Regions from separate parts of the Homo sapiens genome. Here all the other regions are linked to region 6. A link is a contact called in ENCODE Hi-C or POLR2A ChIA-PET data. All regions are on one chromosome and are shown on one strand. Each heading gives the region's core, a stretch centred on a gene start or an enhancer-like site at or near the end of the contact. The rest is flanking DNA. Distances are from core to core; before and after follow the strand shown. Region 1 has its middle 68 kb from the start of CEP85L. Region 2 holds the start of CEP85L (centrosomal protein 85L). Region 3 holds the start of NCOA7 (nuclear receptor coactivator 7). Region 4 overlaps DCBLD1 (discoidin, CUB and LCCL domain containing 1). Region 5 holds the start of ECHDC1 (ethylmalonyl-CoA decarboxylase 1). Region 6 holds the start of HSF2 (heat shock transcription factor 2). Region 7 holds the start of TRMT11 (tRNA methyltransferase 11).

Region 1 (2,888 bases), core at 1-2,500, 3.7 Mb after region 6:
TTGTGATTACATTGGTCCTAACTAGATAAACCAGGATATTCTTGCCATTACATGATCAGCTGACTAGCAATGCTAATTCTATCTTCGGCCTTAATTTCTTCTTGCCATTAACATCTCAAACATATTCACAGGTTTTGGGGACTATGGCATGGACATCTTTGGGGGCCATTATTCTGCTTACCACAAGTTCCTTCCTTAGAACTTTCTTTGCAGGGATTCGGGGAGAAGAGAGAGGTAGCTAGAAAATACCGGGGCATCATAATAAGAGGAACTAGGGAAGCTCAAAGCATCAGAGCAATCATCCCAACTTCCTGAACCCCAAGATGACTCCACAATTTGGAGACCTGTTGTCATTTTGTCCTTACCTCTCAGTTCACCCCAGGAGTATTTAAATTTCATCTGTTTGGTGGGGAGTGGATTCTCATTATATACAGATAATATGTGTTTCAGAAAACAAAGCAAAGGGCCTTTTCCCCAGGGCAGGTAGACAGTGCTCCTAAATTAGTGGTTTTCAAAGTACAAGTCACAATCCACTAATGACTCTAATGAGTCCTGAGATGAGTTTAGTGGGTGAGGGAGAGAGAAAGAGAGAGAGAGAGGAAGAAGAAGAAAGGAAGAAGAGGAGGAAAAGAAAGAAGAAAAGGAGGGAAAAAGGAAGGAAGGAGGGAAGGAAGGGAGAGAGGGAGGAAAAGAATAAAGAAAAAAGAAATAAAAGTATATGGAATAGAAAATATTGTGACACAGCCATCACATGTTTTGAGGCTAAATATTGTTGCAATTCTACCTACACCCGTGTGCATTGGCTTATGGTATAAGATGTATTTTTATAGTAAGACAGTCTGAGCCAGAGGGGCCCACAGGGCAACTGCAGATGTTTGCATGGAGGGGTTCCCCCCCTCAGAGGAGCTGCCCCTAATCTGTATTGAGAAAGATGAATCTGCTTATCTGTGTGGAAGCTTTCAAAAGGACTTGAGGGGACTGAAAAGGGGGAAAGGATGGGAATGTGGAGCAAGGAGATCAGATCAGAAGAGGAAGAGATGAGAGTTCAAAAGGAAAAAATTAAAGTGAAATGAAATTAAGAACATTAGTCATGTGAGACAAGAACAAAAATAGTAGACTCTGACAAGAAATCAGCCAGGAAGATAGGCCCAGACTCAAATGCTTTCTTGAGTGAAAGAACAAAGGGGAGAAAATCTAAACCCCAAACCAAAACAACCCTGCTTTCGTGTTCCTTCTTGCATCCACTGAGCCAAACCTCCAGCTGCCTCATGCCGCTGCAGGCACTTGTGGCAAAAGCACACATGAACCACGCTGGACATCAGAGGCTTGTGGGTGCCTAGGGGCCTTGTGACCTCCAGCTACCCTGAGCTGTGAAATCAGAGCTGAAGGAAGCAAATGTGACAAGACCTGGTCTGAGCGATGGGCGGGGAGGTGGACTGACAATGCTCAGCCCCCCTGGGAGGTTCATGTTTAATGCCTGCTGAACACCCCATGTCCTTGACCCAGACTCTCAACTCATCACGAACTCAGCTGCAACAACAATTGAGCACAGGGAATGAACAGGTGTCACGATCCTGTTATGAACAGGGAGAAACTGGGTCTCAGAGGAGTCCAGGAAATGGCCAGGATCAGTAAGAAAAAAAAGAAATAAAAGTACGTGGAATAGAAAATATCATGGCACAGCCATCACATGTTTTGAATCAGTAAGTGACAGGACTGTGACTCAAGATGCCCTCTGAACTCCATGCAGGGCTCTTTTCACCACAACAGGGACTTCCAAAGCATATGTTTGGAGGAGACTGACCCATGCTGATCACACAGAGAGACCGTACTTGCCATTTATGCCACAGGCTTCTATGCCCCCACCTCTCGCCAAGTCCCTACTCTAAGGTTTGGACGGTCACTCCGTAGAGGTGAGGTACGTAGGATACATTTGGTGGGAGGTGGGAAGCCCAAGAACAAGCCTTTCTACTCTCTCCCATCCAAGTACTAACCAGGTCCAACCCTGCAACCTTTCTTCTCTTTCAGGAATCCAAAACAGGCCTGGCGGGTAGAAGGCAGTCCTTTCTTCACAAGAAGCTTAGGGTCTCCTTTCTTCTCCTAAAACTTGAATGCTAAGAAAAAAATGCCAATTCACTCCCATACAAAAATTTATGAACACCTGGTTCTGTGTTATACTCACACCCATTTTGTGTTCCCTTGGCATAAATACAATGTCGCTTACCCACCTCTGCTCTTCTTCCTAGTTTCCTTTTCCATTTCTCTTTATGTCCTAAAGGACCCAGTTCTTTCTGGGAGCTCAGGCAATGCCCAGCAGATTCTAATTGAGAGTGACAAGGAGGTGACATAAAAGCTCTGGAAAGGACACTCACTTCCAAAGGATGTCTGGGGAACTGAAACGGGAACTTTGAGACCTGCTCACCTGCCAGATGAAATGTCCTTAAGAAGAGAATATCTAGAGAGGCAGGGGCTGGGGGAAAGGCACGCGGACATGTGGGGGCTGGGAGAAGCTGGGTGATATGAGGACTACTGTGACCTCTGTCACCTGTCATCTTCCTCCTGTGTGACAGACTGCTCACTAGGAAAGAGAGAGTGCTATCCTACTACCACTCAAGAGGAAACATTAGGTTACATGAAATTAGGCAGAAGTCTTTACTTTAGGACATAATGAGATTAATAAGCAAACTCCCAAAGTCAGGTGTGGGATCCAGATTTGGGGGTCCCGAAGCTGATTTTGGTGCCCTCTCCCTTTTTTAAAAAAATGAGATGAGGTCTTGCCATGTTGCCCAGGCTGGTCTTAAATTCCTGGGCTCAAATGATCCTCCCACCTCTGCCTCCCAAAGTGCTGGGATTGGTGGCCCTTTTAAGATAAGGAACACTAGGTGCAG
Region 2 (2,841 bases), core at 3-2,502, 3.7 Mb after region 6:
CGTCTTTCATGTTTCTGTATCTTTTTATCATCAGAAACAGCTGACCCTTGGCTAACATTACATGATTTGGAGAAATAATTGGAAGTCTACCACAGGGAGACTAAATGTAAAACTCCAATCAGATAAATTACAACACGGATGTGGTAAGTGATAGAACACACACCTAAATCTAATTTAACTTCCAAGAATTTTAAGTAGTATTTCCCAATTAAAATGTCTTTAAGGGAAAAATGCAAATATGAGGCCTTTGTTAGCAAGATTCCAGAACAGGAAAAGCGGAACTCAAAGCCTCTCTAGTTAAGCGACCTGCGTTCCGACTTACCTCTGAGTGATGGGCCTACTGCAGAGCCCGCCTCCCACCACAGTGCTGGCCCAGAATTTTTTATACGAACTAGTTCGTAACTAAACGTTGGAAGCATCACCATATTGCCAGTGAGAAGTAAGATTTAAAAATAAAACGATGCTGTCCCTTTTCGCCCTTCCTTAGGACGTCTCCTCCTGCACTAAGGGTTCAGGTGAAGGGTGGAAACTGGCCAAGAAGAGGAAGAACGTGAAGGAGTAGGGGGCAAGGAGGAAAGGGCTCCCTTTACAGACTTTGGTGCCATTTTTACTTTCTGCTTGCTAATCTGAAACGTTGTGCGATTACAATGACGGCCCCTCTCCCCCTCGGGTACTAATTACCCCCGGGCCTTTTCCGGTGCACATCCCGGTGCTATATTCTGGTGCCTGTGTTGCCCCCACGCCCCCATTAAATTAGTAAAGGAAAACCACCCCTTTTCTGCCCCTAAAGTAATCTATAAACGAAGGAATACAGATGAGGATTTAAATCCCAATCCTAATTCCAAGGGAGGCTGGAAGCCCCCTCAGCCGCGCCCTGGCTTGGCTTTTTCATCTCGAGCGGTTGTGACGCCAGGGGCAGGTCTTCCACGTGTCTTCACAGAGGTGCCCGGAGGGAGGGCGTGAGGGATTACCCAAGGGAGGGGCGAGTATCGCAAAATAGGCCAAGTCGCTGCCCTCTACTCAACTCGCAGGGCGGGAGGATGGAGACAGAGGGATGCGGCGGGAGGGCGGGACAGCCCAGTCGCCGCCAAGGAGGCGAAGCGGGGTCGGGGTAGCTCACCCGCCCCCCGCAGTCCCCGCCCCCCGCAGTCCCCGCCCCGCGCGGCGCCGCGCACGCCTGAAGTCATTGCCCGAGGCCCCGCCCCCTCGCGGCCCCAGCCCCGGCTCTGGCTCTGCCGGCGGAGGGGGCGGAGAGAACCCGCAGCTGCAACTTCGCCTGGAGCCTTTGAGCCTGGGCTCAGCCGGGGATCTAGCAGCCGTCACCGCCGAGTCGCCGCTTCCCCGGCGCGGGCCTCAGCCCAGCCGGCTTGGCCATGGCAGGCGCCGGCAGTGCGGCGAATCTGGCCCCTGCGCTCCCCGCCCGTAGCTGAGCAGCCGTTAACCAGCCATCCCGCCTTTCCTCCTGCCCGTGTCGCCGAGGCCCACGCTCCGCGCAAGTTTCCGCCGCCGAAGAAGCAGGAGGACGGACGTGAGGAGTCGGGCGTCCCTGGCCCACCCGGCCCTCTCGCCCGCGATGTGGGGGCGCTTCCTGGCTCCGGAGGCCAGCGGCCGGGATAGCCCCGGCGGAGCCCGCAGCTTCCCTGCCGGTAAGGAACGGGACAGCGCCCCGGCTGGGGTGGGGGTCACGGCCGACCGCGGCGCCTCGGGACCTCGCCGCCGCTCCCCTCCCGCCTCAGGCCTGTCTTACCCCGGCCGCCTCCCCGACGCCGCCGCGTGCCCAGTGTCCTCCCCGCTGTCAGCACCCGGGCTGACATATGGCTTGCCGCGTCCCAGGCGCATCAGCCCCGCATCCCGTCGTCCCCGCCGCTCCTCCTTGGGCTGCAGCCCCAGCGCCCCCAACTTCCAGCTCGCTTGGGCCCCCGCGGGTTGGGCTTTATTGTCTGCCCGGTTTTTTCCTTTTACTCGTGGGGTGTGTGACCTGCGTGATAACGGGGCTTGCCCGTTTGCTCGCGGGGACCCGGGCGGGAAGGTCGCTGCGACAGTGCTGCGGCGGCGGCCCGGGCGCGTCTCGGAGGGGCCGCAGTTCCGCGCCCTCCCGACTTCTGGTAGGCGCAGGCTGGGGTTGGCTGTGCCCACGCCCGCAGCCGCTACTTTTAGGGCGCGTTTTCGGGAGGGAGGATGCTGCCAGAGATGCGGCCGCTCTCAGCCACCCCCAAGGGAACTTCAGCCCCTCGGAGGAACCTGGTCGCCGCCCCGCAGCCCCTGCGGCGTAAGAGGAGGGCGCGTCCTGCAGTAGCCAATGGACCATTGAGCAACCGGGTTACGAATCCGTTTGGCTTTCCGTGGCCCCTTCAAGGAAAATTAGGGGTTTGCTGCATTCCGTATCTGAAGGGGTCTGTTTGTATCGGACAGCCATTTCATGCTTGCGTCGCTCAGAAGTTGTGTAGGAGCCACAAAATTAGGATAAATCCTCCCCTAACTTGGGATAAAAAATAAGTCTTGGGTTGCCTGTGATATGTTCTCTAAAGATGATGGTCTTTCCAGGCACTTTTAATCTTGAGTTTTGAGGCCTTTTGAGAAACTGAGTTATATGGACATTCTGCGCAGAAAAAACAATGCCATATATACATACGCAAAATTTTCCCTACAATTTTAGCTGTTTCTGGGACTCCTGTTAAGTAACCTTGCTCCACAAAGTGTTTGAGCTCGACTTGTGTAACTTAGAGATATTTTTGCATACATTTCCAAAGCTGTTATTTACAAAACAAAAAAGCAGAAGCAGCATTTGGAAAGGGGTCTTTTGATGGTAATATTTTCTGCTATTTAAAAAAAATCAGGCAC
Region 3 (2,939 bases), core at 440-2,939, 3.4 Mb before region 6:
CTATATCACACATTTTGAATCATTTAAGAATCACAGACACTTCTACATGTTTTATTTCTACTTTTGCCTGTGATAAAAGACATGATAATTAGATCAAACCTGAAAAACTCAACTCTAAAATAAGTGAATACATCACTTATTAACCAAATCATTGTTTCCTCTGGCGTAACTTACAATTTTCTTTAAAACACGACTTTTACTTTTTAAATTGTGTTTGAGAGCACAGTTGAAGTTGGCATGATTACCAGTGAGACTGGAAATTTTGCAAGCTTAGACATGAAATGAACTTAAGAGTTGGGGAGAATTACCTCATAACCTTGATGACATATTACAGAAAGATAGCATATGGTCCTAAAGATGTCAGAATTGAAATATAAATGTTAAAATAACTGAGTTTGCCTATTTATACAAAGAGGCAATTTTTGAAATTCAATTAAATTTCACCGGCTACAGAACAATTCTGTGATTCTAAATTGTGGTTTTTAGATGAAAGCTTGAAACACAGTTCATTCATTCAACAAATAACTAATGGGTACTTATTCTGCATAAGATGCAGAAGATTACAGGATTTAAAAAAAAACAGATTCAAGATTCTGTCCTATTTGAGCTTATACTGAGTCACTTCTCCAAATCTCTATACCTAAGTGACTATAAAATTGGAGCTTACAGTGATGCATTTTTCAAAACTTTAAGCCTTATTGCTGAATATAAAATAAAAAATGATAGTCTGGGAAGAGGGAATCTTGCCAAAAGCTCTGATGTATAAACTTTACACCTAGAGGAGAAAAAAAGCATTAATACATAACCAGTTTCTGAGAAATACAGAGCATAACATCGAGTTGGAAGTTAGGCTGGGCACAAGGCTGCCTCTGCTGGCTGACCCGGTACATCTTTCCAGCAGAATCTCAACTCCCGACACCTGTATCAAAGTTGCCACTCTTAAAACACATCCCTTCACGTAAGCAGAGGCTCCTAAATACTCAGCACAACAATATCCCAGCCTCATCGATCTCCAGAATAATCTGACTTCTAGAAGGACCTTCTCTAAATTGGCCCTAACGTGTTGACGGTAAGGGTTTGCCCCATCGATTTTATATACCAACTAGCTAGCTCTGAAATACACAAAAATCCACAGCGACTTCTACATGCCACTAATAACCCTTTGCCTGTCTACATGTTTTGGCTAGAAAGATGGGAAGAACGCATCTGCTAATCCAGCCGGAAAAACACAGTGACATATTTCCACCTGAGCTGCTGAAAATCCAACGGTCTTCTCCCCAAATAAGCCCCATGCCAACCTGTCCTCCCCACTCTCGTACTGGCGCGCACCCCCACGAGCCCCCCAAGGGGTGGGCGGGGAAGGGTCAATCTCTCCTTCGCCCCCGCTCGGCCTCCCGAGCTCAAGCAGAGGTTTTCAGGTTCACAGGGGGCTACGCCCAGCGCCATTAGCACACCTCCGAGCGCTCCACCGAGCCCCCGGCGGGAGGCAAGTTTGGCCGGTCCTGGACCCTGCTCGCGGCCTCTCGGCGGCAGCATCAGCGGCGGGCGGCGGCGAGGGCTGGGCCCCGCCTCACCACCTACCTACAGGGCGGGGGCGCCGGCTCCTGGGGTCCGGGAGAAGGGGATCGGTCGCATGCATTTCTGGGAGCGGTGGCCTCTGCTGCTGGGCGCCGGGGAGCGCATCCTCTCGGCGGGTGGAAGGAGGGGTCAGGGGAGGACCGTACGCCGAGGAGGAGCAAGAGGAGGAGGCGGGAGCTCCGAGGCGCGCGCCCGCGGGGCCCCGCGTCCGGATCGGGTGTGCGCAGCCGCCGCAGTCGGGGTGTCTTAGGCCTCTTCCCACGCGCGACGCCTCGCCAGCCCCGCAGCTGCGCCCCCCGTCAGGGCATGGGCCGCTACGGGGTCCCGGGCCCGGCTGAAGGCGGGCAGTCACGGGTGGCGCGACGCTGTGCAGACGCCCGCCTCTAGCTCCTCCCGGCCAGTGGCGCGCGCTGCGCCTCACAGCGGTTGCGGGGGCCTGGGAGCTCGCGCCGGGCTCTGCCGCTCGGACTGCAGTTGCGGCATCCTCCCCGCCCCCCGCGACCTCCGAGCTGGGAGGCTGGGCACCCCGGCTACCCGCGGCTGCTGCAGCCTCCGCTGCCGCGATCCCGGCGGCTCCGCCCCGGAGAGCTGCGCGTGCGGCCTCCGCAGGCCTCGGCCCTTTGTGGCGCCTCCCGAGTGCGGGCGCCTTGCTGCCCCAGCGAACCGCCGCCTGGCAGCGGCACCTAGGAGGGTCCTCTTACCTCACCCCGGGCCGCTTCCCCCTTACAGTTGGCCCGCCTGGCCCCTACTCTTCGTGGGAAGTAAGGCTTTGACAGCAGAGCAGGAGTTAGAGCTTTTCCCCAGCTTTAAAGCCCTTTGACTTTCCTTCCAGCTCAGGACCGATGGCCACAATAAATTCATCCTGTGTCCCTTCTGGCGTTGCGTTTAACAGAGGGGCCCACCATCTCCTTCCCCCTCCCGTTCCCGGTACACCATCCTGGATGCTGCCAAATTGCAGTCATTACAGCAATAAGAACATAGCAGTTGGGCCCTCCAGCCGACTCTTGGCAGAGACTCGAGAGAACCTTGGAGGGGGAAGGTTTGCATCAGCTGCGGGGCCTGTGCCTGTGAGCTCCCCATCCCCAGTTGGGTGCTGTTCCCTCTGCGGTCCCATGACCAGCACTGCAACATGACTAGGAGGATCTGGCCGTGGAGTTCATTCACTCTTATACGCAGAAAAATATCCCAAGGAAGGGCCTGCAACTACTCTGTTAACAGTGTGTTACAGGCCTTCCACACAGATAAACTAGATAGCAGCCTCCTCTGGGTTGTTGACGCAGCTTAAGCTGTAATAACCTCTCTGGAAGGCGGAGCAAAGCGTTAACAGTGGTGGCTTTGGCATTTCAGCAGCAGGTGGTCAT
Region 4 (3,086 bases), core at 451-2,950, 4.9 Mb after region 6:
GGAATTACAGACGCCTCCTTGAGGGGAAAATCATTTCTTATAAAATGAGATCAGTTTCCAACAGTTTCATGTCAGTAGAAAAGCTCGATTTAGACTTGGTCAGAATCACTTTTGCATGAACATGTTCCAAATAACTTTGTTTTTCAGAGGACAGCGGAAGTCACGAAAATGTGCTACTTCTGAAGAAAGTCATGAAAATTGTGGCGTCTGACCTCAGCAATATTTTTAATCTGAGGTACGAAAACATCTGACACAGCCATTCACACTGTAATTCCTGTGCCACCTTCATGGTCACCGGAGCTGGGCCGACCTCTTCGCATCCCCCTCTGAAGTGGAGACTAAGGAAACGGGCAGCTGCTGAGGTGTTGTTTCTTTGCTTGTTTTTAAATCTACAGTCATAATTGCTAAATAAACAACCACCCTGGTGTGCTTTTCATGCTTCAAGTAATTCATTTCTTCCAGGAGAAGAATGTTAAAAATGCTTTCAGTTCTAGTTATCAAAGGAGAGGAAATGACTCAATAACAACAAGACTAGGTTTAAGCAGACCTGCTGCTAACACAGTATCAGATAATATACTGAAAAAAATGAACATACTATTTATATACATTTTGCAACAGCTGCATTTTCCCACTTAACCTCTGTGCAGAACTAAAATCTGATAGAGCAAACTTAAGTTACTTTTATTATTGTTAAATACAACTCTGTACACATTACACCTTTAACACCAAAGCAGCTCAATATCAGTCAGAGGAATGAAAACGCCATCTGAAAATTTTCATTTTTCTAGCCCAACAAAACCCAACAGACGCACCCTAAGGGTCAGCACGAAACCAGCTGCACAATTTTGTAAACAGTATGACAGGTTGTCTCTAGGATCCTACTGGATCACACACACACATGCAAGTGTACACACACACCGATACACACGCACACTCTGGACCAGCAGGCTCCCTTCTTCCAGTGCCTTGTGACAGCCCGACGCTCAGTACCACAGCAGGCTTCTTTCACATTGTGTTCACAAAAGGGCAGTCATGGCCGTCTGGTTGAGGGGTGTGAGGCAGTCTCTGGGGGCAGAATAGCTGTCACTCGTCCCGGGATGCGTTGGGGGCTTCTGAGAGTCAGGGTGCCCGCTTTCGGTGGCGAGGGCGCTGACAGCTTTGGGCCGGTCGTAGCCCCTGTCCGCAGGCTGTGCGCTGTGTGGCCTTTGATAGTCTCCGTCCTGGGCGCCCACACCCGCTACGGGGGAGAAGCCGCCCGAGGAGAGGGAGTGTTTGTGGCCGGGCTGGGGCCCTGGGACGCGGTAGCCGCTCTGCGCAGAGAACGTGTGGGCGCGCAGCACGTGCCGCTCCACGATGGGCGTGGCGTACTCGGGCTCCGGGGGCGCCAGGGGCAGCGCGTACTCGTGGCGGCCGGCCCGCTGCGGGCAGTCATAGTGGCCGCCGGCATCGGTGCTCACCCCTGCCTCCTCGGCATCCGTGTCCATGGGCCGGAAGGTGGAGCCCTTCCTCGTGACTGTCCCGGTGCCAATCATGAGGGGCTGCTGGTAATCTGAAACCACAAGACAGATGGCAGCTAGCGGGCACCACACACGGGCCGGCCTGTCAGTGGCAGACGGGGATACTCTGCTTCAGGTCGTGGTGACTGACTTTCCCCCCGGGTGCCCTCAGGTGTCCCAGGCACTGCGGAAAACCCTGATGTGAAAGCCACAGAAGCCACCCGCAGGCAGTACACAACCGCACCGCCTGCTCAGGAAGCTTCGCAGGGTCTTCTCAGAGATGGGGGCGACGACGACGTCCTGGGGCATGGGGACATACTTCAGGGAGGAAGTGGCTCTGAAACTGGCTCTGGAGAAGCTATGGAGGTGGAAGTCACACAGTGTGGAAATGGAGAAAAAAACAGCCTCGAAAATAGAGTTGATATGGCCAGAGTATGAGGGACACAGAGTAGTTTGTTTAATAGGATATGAGGACCAAAGCAACAGGTCAGGGCCTAGTGGTGACAGTGAGGATGATGCCAGGAGCTCCCATTTATAGAGCTCCTACTCTTTGCCAGGCGCTATTCCAATAGCAAGATGTTAATAATCTTCAAAAAAATCCCGAGGTAGGAACTGTTACTCCATTTTACAAATGGGAAACCAAGGCAGAGAGAGACTAACTTTTCCTAGGTCACACAATGGGGCGATGGAGTAGGATTCGAACGCACATCCTGAGTATATGCTGTTAGCCACGCGTTAGAGCATGGAAAAGCATTGATTGTCTTGCTAGGAAGTCTGGTTTAATTCTATGGGAAACGAAAGACTGGCACTTTCAGAGGTAACTGTGGAGGTTGACCCAAGAGGAAAAGATCAAAAAGTGAGAGGTAAAAAAGCAAAGAGAAATGCACATAGAAGTCACAAACTAGGAAAGAGGAAAAGTGACCCTTTGGGACAGGAATCAGGAATTTGTTACCAATGAGAGGTGGGGTGTGAGGAAAGCCGGGAGGCAAGGACTCTTTGAGGCTGGGATGTGCAGTCGAGAAGCCATTAGACAAGGAATGCACAGAGCATCTGTGGTGAGGGTTAGGAACAATGGATTCGATTGTGGTTGCTGAGGAACGGGTGACATCTGCAGGTGGAGGTGTCCAGCAGGCTGCTGAGAATTATGGACTGGGGACTGAGAGGGAAGTCTGGGTGTGAGAAGCAGCATGGACAAACATGCAGGGAAGGGCACTGCTGGAAGTTGGGGAGGGTGTGGGACTGTTTAGGGGAGAGACTGTGGTGAGTGGGGGTGAGACAGAACCCGGGTCATTGCACATTTAAGGAGCCTGAGGATCATTCAGGGAGGAGGGAGGAGAGACTGAATTAGAAGCTGAAGGAGAATGAAAGGCATAAGACAACAGAAATTAGGTTCTCCCTTCATGTCACTTCCAAGGAACAAGAGGATGGATTTTGGTTGCAGAGGATGCTCTCCTTGTCCACAAAGTGACTCAACCAACCCTTAGGCTGACAACTCCCAGTCACTGATGTGCACAGGCGTCACCTGGGAGCTTCTAGTTCTATGGCCTCCCTTTCTAACAAGCCCCCAGGTGATGCCTATACTGCAGGTCC
Region 5 (3,110 bases), core at 611-3,110, 4.9 Mb before region 6:
TTGTCCACCTACCCCACTATATAGAGTTTAACTTGGATATTTTCCCAAAGTGTTAAAAAGAAAGATGGAAAATGGGAGCCAGAAATAGAAAGCCCACTGAGTACTACAGTTATCACTGAGAAAGAAGAATGAAAGTTATTACTGAAAAATAAAACTGAAGAAACCTCTCAGATGGGCCTGGTGCCTGGGTCCATGGGGACAAAAGTGGAACATCAGTCTAGCAGTCTAGTCTGGTGCTGGGGAAGACCTAAAGCCTGATTCTTCAGAGGCCATCATGGAGGCTGGGTTTGTGGGTGGTAGCCTGTAGGCTAGGCCCTCTGGGGTAGTTCTGGTGCCAGGGTCTACTGGGGTAGACCTGGACCTTGGGTTTGTTGGAGCAGGCCTGGAACCTGGGTTCACTGGAACCTGGGGCTGTAGGGACCAGCAGTCAGTGGACCTAAAGCCTATATCCACTGGTGCCAACCTGGAGACTGGGGCTGTAGGGCCCAACCTGGTGTTGGAGCCTGGTGCCTGAAACTATGGGGACCAACATGGGGAATGGAGTGGGCATAGATCTAGGCGCCATGGAGATTAGCCTAGCATTGGGGTGATCTTGGAGTCTCAGTGAAATGGCTCAGTGATCTTGGAGTCTCATTTTATAACAAACTAGAATTAAATACAGTACTTCTAATAATGACTTCTTCCAATTAGTCCAAACTGGGCTCCCACTTATTCCCTATCATACACATCTCCGTATCGTAAAACTATCCTCCCTGTTCGGCGCGTTGGCACATTCTGTTCCTCCGACTAGAATATTCCCTGTACTTATTCAAATCATACCTATGACCACTGCAGAACTCCAGGAACATGACCATCCCATCTAAACCCCTGCGTTCAGAGACTTGACCAAACTCTAGCAAGCTTTAGCAGCATAAGGCCCTGTGCCCAGGGCGACTGCCTCAGAAAGCTTAACTACGTGATGTAACCAGCACACAACTGATGATAGGTCTCTGACATCCCTTTCTTAGAACGTTTACTAAAGGGCTTGCAATTGTAAAGACTTATTTCTTGCCACTCAGAAGTTCTCTCTCAAGGACCAGAGAGTCATTCCTTTGAAATGTAATCGAGAAGGATAAAATCCTCCGTAGGAGGATAGAATCCTGCGGTAACTGTTAAAACGCGCGCACACACAAACACACAGCTGGCCTAATCACATTTACACTAACAACTCTGTAGGTTCACTTTCTCTACTGAGCGCCCGCATATCCCCTTTCTCCTTTTAAAACGTCCCTTTAAAAATGCCCAGATGATCTCTGCACGAATCGAAATAGAGCTCAGCTCTTTCCTGTCAGTAGTTAACTGAATGTTTTCACCGCTTTAACGTCCAGCTGCGCTTATCTTTGACATCGACTACCTAAGGTCTACCTTTAGTCCCACGACTCTGACAAAATGATCTCAATATTGGTGTAAAATCACCTCCCCTTTCAAGGGTCTTCCAAAGCACTTCCTGTCTGCGGCATACAAAATGTATTGGCACGGAATTTTAAGCTTACTGAGCTTTATAAACACGTCACATTCACACATTCAAGACACACACTGGATATTCGGATAAAAACAAACAAACAAAAAACTGGCTAAATACCCATTCCCCTCAATAACTTGGATAAGATACCTAAAAAAGGTCGACCTTCGGTACCTTTCTGTCTTCTCCCCTCTCGCTATTTGCCTACACTGGCTTCCTCACCTCCACTTTTTCTCACGTTTATCTGAGCGAAAACAAGCACGGTTCGGCAGCCTCCTTTCCCAGCCCTACCTTTGTGCTGCAAAAGCGAAAATTCAAAAGCCAAGTACAATAGGAGACCGCCCACCCTGGCTCCCTCGTGACACGAGGGAGCGCGAAGCGGAGGGCGCCTCGCGGCAGGAGCGGGATTTCCGGGGTCACGGGAACCGGCAGGGGAACGGGATAAAGTTCCCGGAGAAAGGAAAGGAGAGCGTGGGATAGTAAAAGAGAAGACGCGGAGAAGAGGAGAGGACCTACAAGAACGGAGGACAGGGGCGCACGATGGTCCCGGGGGGAGCGGAAACAAAGGCACGCAAAACGGAAAAGCGTGTGTAGGGGAGCGGAAAAGGAAGTCACCACCGTGGCCTGCGACGGTAAGTGGTCGTAAGGGTTGGTCTTAGCGCTTCAGTTTAGTGTTGTCAGTGGGAGAATCCTAAAATGTCGCCGTGGAATGGACTGTACCGCTCGCTTCTCCAAACGTGTCCCAGACGGCGAGCCTCCCCGGCTCCGCGGCTTGTCCCTTGCAAGCGCCGCGCAGGCCTGCCCCGCGCTGGACGTGGAGACGCGGTGCCGAGCGCCACGGGCCGGCTGTGCGCCGGCCGGGGAAAGAGGGCGAGGGGAAGAGATGAATCGGTCTTCCCAGAGCGCGCCGCGAGGTCGCGAGATTACACTTTAAAAAGCATGAGGAGGCTTGCTTTCTACATGCTGATTTAATTTCGGAATACATTCGAGGCCCTGTGCTAAGTTAGGTAATGTTCCCTATAATTGTCTTTTATGTATAAGTTGTCTTGCCTAACTAAAACTTTTCTTACTTGTATCGTGCAGCCAACTTTTCAAGAACGAAAGATGAGCAACTCCTTTCTGGTAGAGGTTCTTTCATTGGAGAATTTTTGAGCTACAATAATCCTTTTAACGCTGCGCACACATACAGGGATTACACGTGTAGGGGATTAAAAACACAGTTAAGTTTAGGTTGAAGGTGCTGTTAAGGACTTCAGGCAACATTAAATCAACACTCAGTTCTTTGCTCTGTTCCACATCTGGGCTCCTGTATAGCAGTTGTTGCTCTAGGTGCTAGAGGTATGCAGAGGAACTGGACAAGGGCAAGGAAAACAAAGGGCTCCTTCTTTAGAAGAGCTAGCATTCTCTTGGAACAGACAAGCTTGTGGTGAGAAGTATATTTGTGAAATCTACGAGGGGAGGGAGCAGCGCAGTAATAGAACGGGCGATCCTTTCTTGATTTTTTATTGGGTTCTGGCCTGAAAGGCGACTGTATAATCAGCTGGGATTCCTGCAATGATTAACATTCCAGGAAGGGAAGCCAGCCTGTGAAGAAGCATGGCATTGAAAC
Region 6 (2,961 bases), core at 386-2,885:
GATGAAAAGCATGAGACATGTGTTTATTTTAAGTACATGCTAGTGGCTGGCTTTCTTATTTTCACCTAGCTTTGTACAATTGTACAGAATTCATTAAATGCTTAATAGAAACACTCACGCCCCCCTACTCAACTCCAAGCAGGGAGTGGGGCTAAAAGGATAACTCAGTTGCTCATAAAGAACACACAAAAATTAAATCCTAGAAGGAAGTCGGAAAAAAGAACAAATAATAACACAAGGCAAACTATGGTATTACAGAAGTCAAAACTTCAGGGTCTTAATATGGTGCTCACTCCCTGTTAAGACAAAAGTAAATAAAACTAAGAGTTCCTATAATAGGAGAACAGGAAAGAAAGGAGGACGGGAGATAACATTTACTCAGCACTTAACAGGTGCCAGGCACTATGCAGGTAGTTTTCACTTATTCTTCTCAAGAACTACACATATGAAAATATGCCTCAATAGGTGATCATCTACAATAAGAGTTAACCACTTTCCTTCATAAAAATGATTCCAACAGCCTAGGAGTGTATTCTAATGCACATGCACTGTGGATGTAAATAATCATTCTGCCTAAAATCTTGTATTTGGGACTGATATAGGTCTTGGGTCACCTAGGCAACCCATCCATCTTATGAAAGATTTAACTTAGGCCAGACAAGATAAAGGGCTGGACTAAGGTCATGCTTGTTTAGAAGCAGAGTTGAGATCAAACCAATAATCAACACATCGATATGCCCCTCTGCTGGTAACTGTTCAGCGAAATTTAGTAACTACTAAGTTACCACCTATTAGTACTTTATTAAAACAATCCTAATAATCCCATTATACAAATAGCACAGAATCTCAAAAGAATAATTTGTTAATTTCTATATATTTTTAAAACCAACTGATAAGCAGTAACCTGCGTTTGAACGTATGTCTATTGCCCTGACTGCTCTCCACATAAAGATGCCAGATGCAAAGCAATGTTGGGGGAACTGGGGGTGATCGGTCGCTGAGGTAAAGATCGCCTCCTATAAAGCCCCACGTTGATGATCCTGGCCCTGGGCTCCCTGTCCCCTCCGCGATTTGTAACCCCTGAGCCGGGCGGGAGGACGGAGGATGAGTGTGCAGTAAAGAGGCTCCCGCGCCCTCGGCTCGCCGATTCCCCTCGCGACGCCGGGCCGGTTCCGAACGCGGACCGGACCGTTAAGGGGCTGCCTGGGCCGCTACGCCCCGCGCGGGCCGCCCCTCCCCCACCGCGGCCTGAGGAGAGCGGCGCTGCCGGCCGGGCCCCCGCGGCTCCCCGAGCGAACAATACAGGGGGTCCCCCGCGAGGCTGAACGCCAAGGCCCCGCACCGCGGGCCTCGCAGACAGCGTCGAGCCGCAAGGCCGCGAGAGACCACCCCGCAGGAGAGCGAGTGAGGAGGCGGTTATTCAGGGGGTTCAGAGGCCGCCGTGGCCTGACCGTACCTGGCTCCAGGTGATGAACTCGTTAGTGTGGGTTTCCTCCACAAGCGTCCACAGCTTGCTGAGGAAAGCCGGCACGTTCGAACTCTGCTTCATTGTTAACGCGGCGCAGGGATTCCAAATTCTACACCCGAACGCGGTGGTAGCGGCGGCGGCAGCTACGGCAGCAGCTCCCCGAGAACGCCCACAACGCAGGCGCAGCAGATCTTGGTCCCCGCCCCCCCAACCCCGCCAGGCGCGCGGCAAGGCCGAGAGGCCGGGCGGCCGCACGTGACGGACAAGTCTCCGCGCTCCGCCTGTGCGCGCAGTGGTTCCGCGCCTGTCCCGTCCCTGGCCAATCCCAGGAGCCGACTGCACGACAGAGAAAAGCGATTGGCTGCTGCTGACATGAAGGGGGTGGGAGCAGAAGGGGGTGGGAGCAGAAGGGGGCGCTGCCTCCTCATTTGCCTTTTATACAGAAGCCTTGATGGTAGCAGACTTAGGCTTGGGAGACCGTGTTTGGATGTTTCACGTGGAAACAGCTTATGGTTTCTGGGCTGTGGCTGGGAGGCTACAGAAACCCTTCAGGGCCTTTGAGTCATAAGTTTGGCAGGCAAAGTGTGGTTTGCACCAGTTTAGAGAAAGGATCCATTTGCATAAGGAAAAAACCAGCTCTCAAGCATGATGTGCTAGGCCCCAAATTGAAATTGTCTTAAAAATAATGAAACTTGTTCTTACATTTTCATTGGGAGAAAAAGCCCTCTTTAAAATATGTTTATCAAAAAGAGCAGTTTAAATAACTCACTCTCGATTACTTAAAACTGTAAACCAGGAACTGCAATTGATATATCATGTGCTGTTTTTAATCCAGTCATCAAGTGCCTACTCTGTACCCAGAATAAAAAGAAATAGACTCATTTGTACTATTTTAGTTAATTAAAATAGTTTTTCCTGCGTATACTTTACAGATATAGTCTTTTTTGCCTAAGAGATTGGTATAGTGGAAAAAACAATGGAAAAGGAGTCAGTAGATCTCAGTTTAGATAAAGCCTCTTGGACATTTTTCTGTATATTAAAATACACTGGTTCTGTCATTTAGAACAATTCCTTAGCCACCAGTGCCAGTTTTTTCCATTTCTTGACTGGGAATAAGATCTATCTTTTTACCCACTAAGAGTGTCTTTAATACTATAATGGCTGTGCAAATGCTTTGAAAATATGAAGTCTACAAAATTCGACTTTTTTTTTTTACAAAAGTCAGCATGTGAAGGCAAAAACTTACAAACAAGTCAGAGATAACATACAAAACTTCAACATAGGATTGGTTTACTTCTTGGGTGAATGTAAAATAGTACATTAAATATATATCTATCATTTAATGGAAGATATATGTATATCTCTTCCAATGAGCAAGTATTTAGTGAATGCTGCCTTTGTGCTCAGCACTGGGATGTTGGCTGAAGCAAAATCAGATATATGGAGGCATGCATGTGATAGAGGAAGTAATATTTGATGAGCCCTTATATATG
Region 7 (3,101 bases), core at 361-2,860, 3.6 Mb before region 6:
TATCCATTTGTCCCTGCTTCCTAAAACTTTACCCTTCTGATTTCTGCGGTCTCACATCCTTCTGGCACTTGCCCATCTTCTTCATGGCCTCCTCCGACTTTCCCTTAATATCAATGCTTCCAAGCATCTATACTTGGCCCGCTACTCTTTTGACCTTATCCTTTGAGTAATTTCTTCCCCGCTCCTAGTTTTCATATGAAGAAGACTCCCAAATATTTATCACTAGTCCAGATCACTCTGCCATACTCTATGCATATTCATATATCCACCGCCTCTTGGTCATCTCAGGTTGATGTTACACAACCACATCAAATTCAGTGTAAACAAAATTTAAATCTTACATCTGCCTATGTTCTCTATTTTAAATGGAGACACTCCTACCTATATACACCCCAGGAGTCATACCTGACTGGTGCCCCTTTCCCACATATTCAATCAATCCAGCCTTAATGACTGTATGGCCTAAATATTTTCCCAGTCTATCCCATCCTCTTACTCCTTGCCCTAGGTCAGACCTTCTTAATCTATTAACAAGACTATTCCCACAGACTCCTAGTCTCTGGCTCAAGTCTTATTCTTTTCAAATCCATCCTCCATAGTGTTGTCAAACTGATTTAATTTTGTGGTCACTTTTTTACTTAAGGCTTTTCAATAAATCCCCCTTCCAAGCTCCAGGGTACTCAAGGTTTTCATTTTCTGGCCTCGATCTACTTCCCTTGCTCTCTTCTTACCACTCTGCCACATAACTAGTGATCCAGTAATAATGAACACCTTGTAATTCTAATTTACTGATTTATCTCCTTGGCCCTCTAACTCCTATTCATCCTTTATTTCAAGTGTCATCTCCTCTGGAAGCCCTCTTAAAGGCCAACATCCCCAACCCCTCAGGTAGATTAGATTTCCCTTCCACGTGCTCTCATATTTCCATGTGCATCTATCACTGCACTTACCGACGCTCTTTTGTCATTCTACGCCTATGTGTCTGCTCAGCCCTTACTCTAAACAGTAAGCTCCTAGAGGGCAGAGATTGCTTACATCATCGTTACATGCCCAGCGTACCGATCTTCGACTACATGCATTCTGAAAACGTTTCTTGAATAAATAAAACACTCTTCTCAACTTCTCCATCATCTAATCCCCACCACCATCCCCTCCACTGAGCTTGATCCGCAGATTCCAATACTTCAAACACCAGCCTGAGCATTTGTTAGCTGTCTCTATTCTCCGCTAGACGAAGAGCTCCGGGAGTGAGATGACCGGTCATATTCACCTGCCTAACTCCGGTACTTGATACACGGGCAAAAGAATGAAAAGTTTAAGCAGGCCGAGGGGTTTGGTCTCGGACTTCTCTCACACACACCCTCCGCCAAGCTCACCCCGCCCGAGGACTGGGGACGCGTGACCCGCGCAGACCAGCGAAGACCCCCGAATCCCAGCTTCCTCGGGCTATGCAGATCACCTCCACCCACTCCACTCCACTCCAGCGTCCTCTTCCGTCGGAAGTTCCGGAGGGCGCTACGGACTCACCGGCAGGCGGAACTCCAGATGCTCCTGCGCCATGAGGAGCAGATACCTGTTAAGGGTACACGACAGCGCCATTGCAGCTGCCCACCGTGCGCCTGCGCGGCCCGCGCTAGGTCCCTCTTTCTCCCTCCCAAAGCCCAGTCTCCACAGAGACAGAGCCTGAAGGGCCGGAAGCGGAAGCTCTGCGAGGCAGGCGCTATCCCGACGTTTCTCGCGCTCCGAGTCCGAAACTCCGGCCGCTGTGGGAGGGGCTTCCTCACCTGTGAATGCCTGGTGGTTAGGGGTCTCCCAGCGCTGGTAGCTGGTGAGCGGGGACGCGTGGCTTTCAGGAGCAGCCTGTGATAATAAGACAGTATATTTCCAAGTTATCGTTCCACTTGGAGTGTGCTTCCAGCTTTCTCTACAGCCCTTCAAAACCTGTTCTTCAAAATTGGACTGAAATTTCACCATTTCCTTGGAAATTTCACCATTTCCTTGTAGGTTTGTCTAACCAGCACAGCTTTGGGAACTGATTTAGTTGGGCCAGTCATTTAACAGTATATTTTTCGTATTTATGTAACAACTTTTCGAGAGCACATGCCTTATAACCCAATTATAATAAACTCTTGAGGTCTGATATAATCTTTTATGGTTCACTCTATTCTTAACAAAAACCAAAAGAATATCTTCCTCAAAGTAGGCAATAATTATTAGGTTGTGTTATTTGTTAGACTCAGGACTAAATCCACAGCCAGCCATAAATTAAAACTTGGAGAAAGCTCACACTGGCACAGATTTCATAGCAGATAGTTTATGAAATATATTTTAATTGCATATTCTATGTATATATGTGACTTTTTTTTTTTAAGACAATCTTGCTCTGTCACCCAGGTGAGTGCAGTGGCGCAATCATAGCTCACTGTAACCTTGAACTCCTGGTCTCAGGGGATACTCCTACCCTAGTCTCCCAAAGTGCTAGAATTACGGGCTCAAGCCCTCCCTCTGGGCTATTTCTGCTTTTGAGAGTACCGAGCCCTTTGCCCTATTAAAAATTATTTATTTTGCATTTCTCTGTGGTATTGTACAAGGTGCAAAAGAGTATGTATCTGGCATATCCCCAGCGGCATGTGCCAGAAACGTAGTTGATGCGCAGTGGTAGTGATTAAGAACATAGGCTGTGGTGTCAATATTAGATTCAAACCTCACTTCCACCATTTACCATGTATATGCTCTTAACCTCTCCGAGCTTGAGTTTTCTTTTAAAAATGGAAAAACACACTGCCTCCTGCAAAGGATTGTTACAAGGATTAAGTGGAATAATGTTCATAAAGTGTTGAATATAACATCTGGCATATTGAATGGGGCCAATAAGTGGCACTTGACATTTTTCTTAAGAAAATCACATGAGAATTTTTGTTAGCAAGAGATCTGTTTTTGTTAGGAATATGTCTCAAGTTCACTTGTGCTAAGTGACTCTGAGAAGCATAGCTGTCTCTTGACCCCAAAACTTCAGAAAAGGGGGTAAAAGTACTTTGAGACAAGAAAAGTTGTTTACTATTTGAGAAGAGAGGCCAAGGTTGGGACAGAAAACCAATGAG

Evidence for each region. Hi-C counts contacts between places; a loop is a spot of excess contacts on that map. ChIA-PET counts read pairs that join two places held with the same protein, here RNA polymerase II (POLR2A). Pooled maps may share reads with other maps.
Region 1: a pooled map shows a loop between it and region 6 (4-fold over the local background). The contact joins the enhancer-like site here to the promoter of HSF2 in region 6. A Hi-C loop is called at or near these places in 4 of 50 pooled maps.
Region 2: a loop to region 6 is called in a map of naive thymus-derived CD4-positive, alpha-beta T cell, with 4 times the contacts of the local background. The contact joins the promoter of CEP85L here to the promoter of HSF2 in region 6. A Hi-C loop is called at or near these places in 1 of 168 maps with a recorded cell type or tissue (naive thymus-derived CD4-positive, alpha-beta T cell) and 9 of 50 pooled maps. POLR2A ChIA-PET finds 5 or more read pairs at or near these places in 1 of 52 experiments (T-cell).
Region 3: a loop to region 6 is called in a map of CD8-positive, alpha-beta T cell, with 5 times the contacts of the local background. The contact joins the promoter of NCOA7 here to the promoter of HSF2 in region 6. A Hi-C loop is called at or near these places in 3 of 168 maps with a recorded cell type or tissue (CD8-positive, alpha-beta T cell and naive thymus-derived CD4-positive, alpha-beta T cell) and 8 of 50 pooled maps.
Region 4: a loop to region 6 is called in a pooled map, with 5 times the contacts of the local background. The contact joins the enhancer-like site here to the promoter of HSF2 in region 6. A Hi-C loop is called at or near these places in 4 of 50 pooled maps.
Region 5: a pooled map shows a loop between it and region 6 (7-fold over the local background). The contact joins the promoter of ECHDC1 here to the promoter of HSF2 in region 6. A Hi-C loop is called at or near these places in 4 of 50 pooled maps.
Region 7: a pooled map shows a loop between it and region 6 (11-fold over the local background). The contact joins the promoter of TRMT11 here to the promoter of HSF2 in region 6. A Hi-C loop is called at or near these places in 6 of 50 pooled maps.

What each region holds. Positions count from the first base shown.
Region 1 is chr6:118,717,958-118,720,845 of GRCh38, reverse strand. No RefSeq gene overlaps it. Among named protein-coding and RNA genes, the nearest start is that of CEP85L, 68 kb to the right of the region's middle. RefSeq lists an enhancer at 803-852. Within about 2 kb of position 1,250, at least 5 of the 41 ENCODE cell types and tissues checked have a DNase peak (open chromatin) inside an H3K27ac peak, as active enhancers do.
Region 2 is chr6:118,650,002-118,652,842 of GRCh38, reverse strand. It overlaps CEP85L (centrosomal protein 85L), which reads left to right and starts at 1,252. Exons shown (of 13, transcript NM_001042475.3): 1 at 1,252-1,646. The coding sequence starts at 1,574. RefSeq lists silencers at 899-1,358, 1,559-1,868.
Region 3 is chr6:125,789,710-125,792,648 of GRCh38, reverse strand. NCOA7 (nuclear receptor coactivator 7) reads right to left here and starts at 1,689. Exons shown (of 16, transcript NM_181782.5): 1 at 1,582-1,689. RefSeq lists enhancers at 1,107-1,206, 1,402-1,902, 1,903-2,403 and silencers at 1,427-2,266, 2,857-2,939.
Region 4 is chr6:117,546,370-117,549,455 of GRCh38, reverse strand. It overlaps DCBLD1 (discoidin, CUB and LCCL domain containing 1), which reads right to left. Exons shown (of 15, transcript NM_001366458.2): 15 at 1-1,549. The coding sequence ends at 1,017. Among named protein-coding and RNA genes, the nearest start is that of GOPC, 55 kb to the left of the region's middle. RefSeq lists enhancers at 1,166-1,215, 1,226-1,285, 1,836-1,925. Within about 2 kb of position 1,700, at least 19 of the 41 ENCODE cell types and tissues checked have a DNase peak (open chromatin) inside an H3K27ac peak, as active enhancers do.
Region 5 is chr6:127,342,359-127,345,468 of GRCh38, reverse strand. It overlaps ECHDC1 (ethylmalonyl-CoA decarboxylase 1), which reads left to right and starts at 1,860. Exons shown (of 6, transcript NM_001002030.2): 1 at 1,860-2,133. RefSeq lists enhancers at 1-827, 1,702-2,575.
Region 6 is chr6:122,398,326-122,401,286 of GRCh38, reverse strand. HSF2 (heat shock transcription factor 2) reads right to left here and starts at 1,635. Exons shown (of 13, transcript NM_004506.4): 1 at 1,457-1,635. The coding sequence starts at 1,549. RefSeq lists silencers at 1,190-1,309, 1,580-1,899 and an enhancer at 840-1,339.
Region 7 is chr6:125,985,049-125,988,149 of GRCh38, reverse strand. TRMT11 (tRNA methyltransferase 11) reads right to left here and starts at 1,610. Exons shown (of 13, transcript NM_001031712.3): 1 at 1,528-1,610. The coding sequence starts at 1,599. RefSeq lists enhancers at 727-1,556, 1,090-1,579, 1,557-2,387.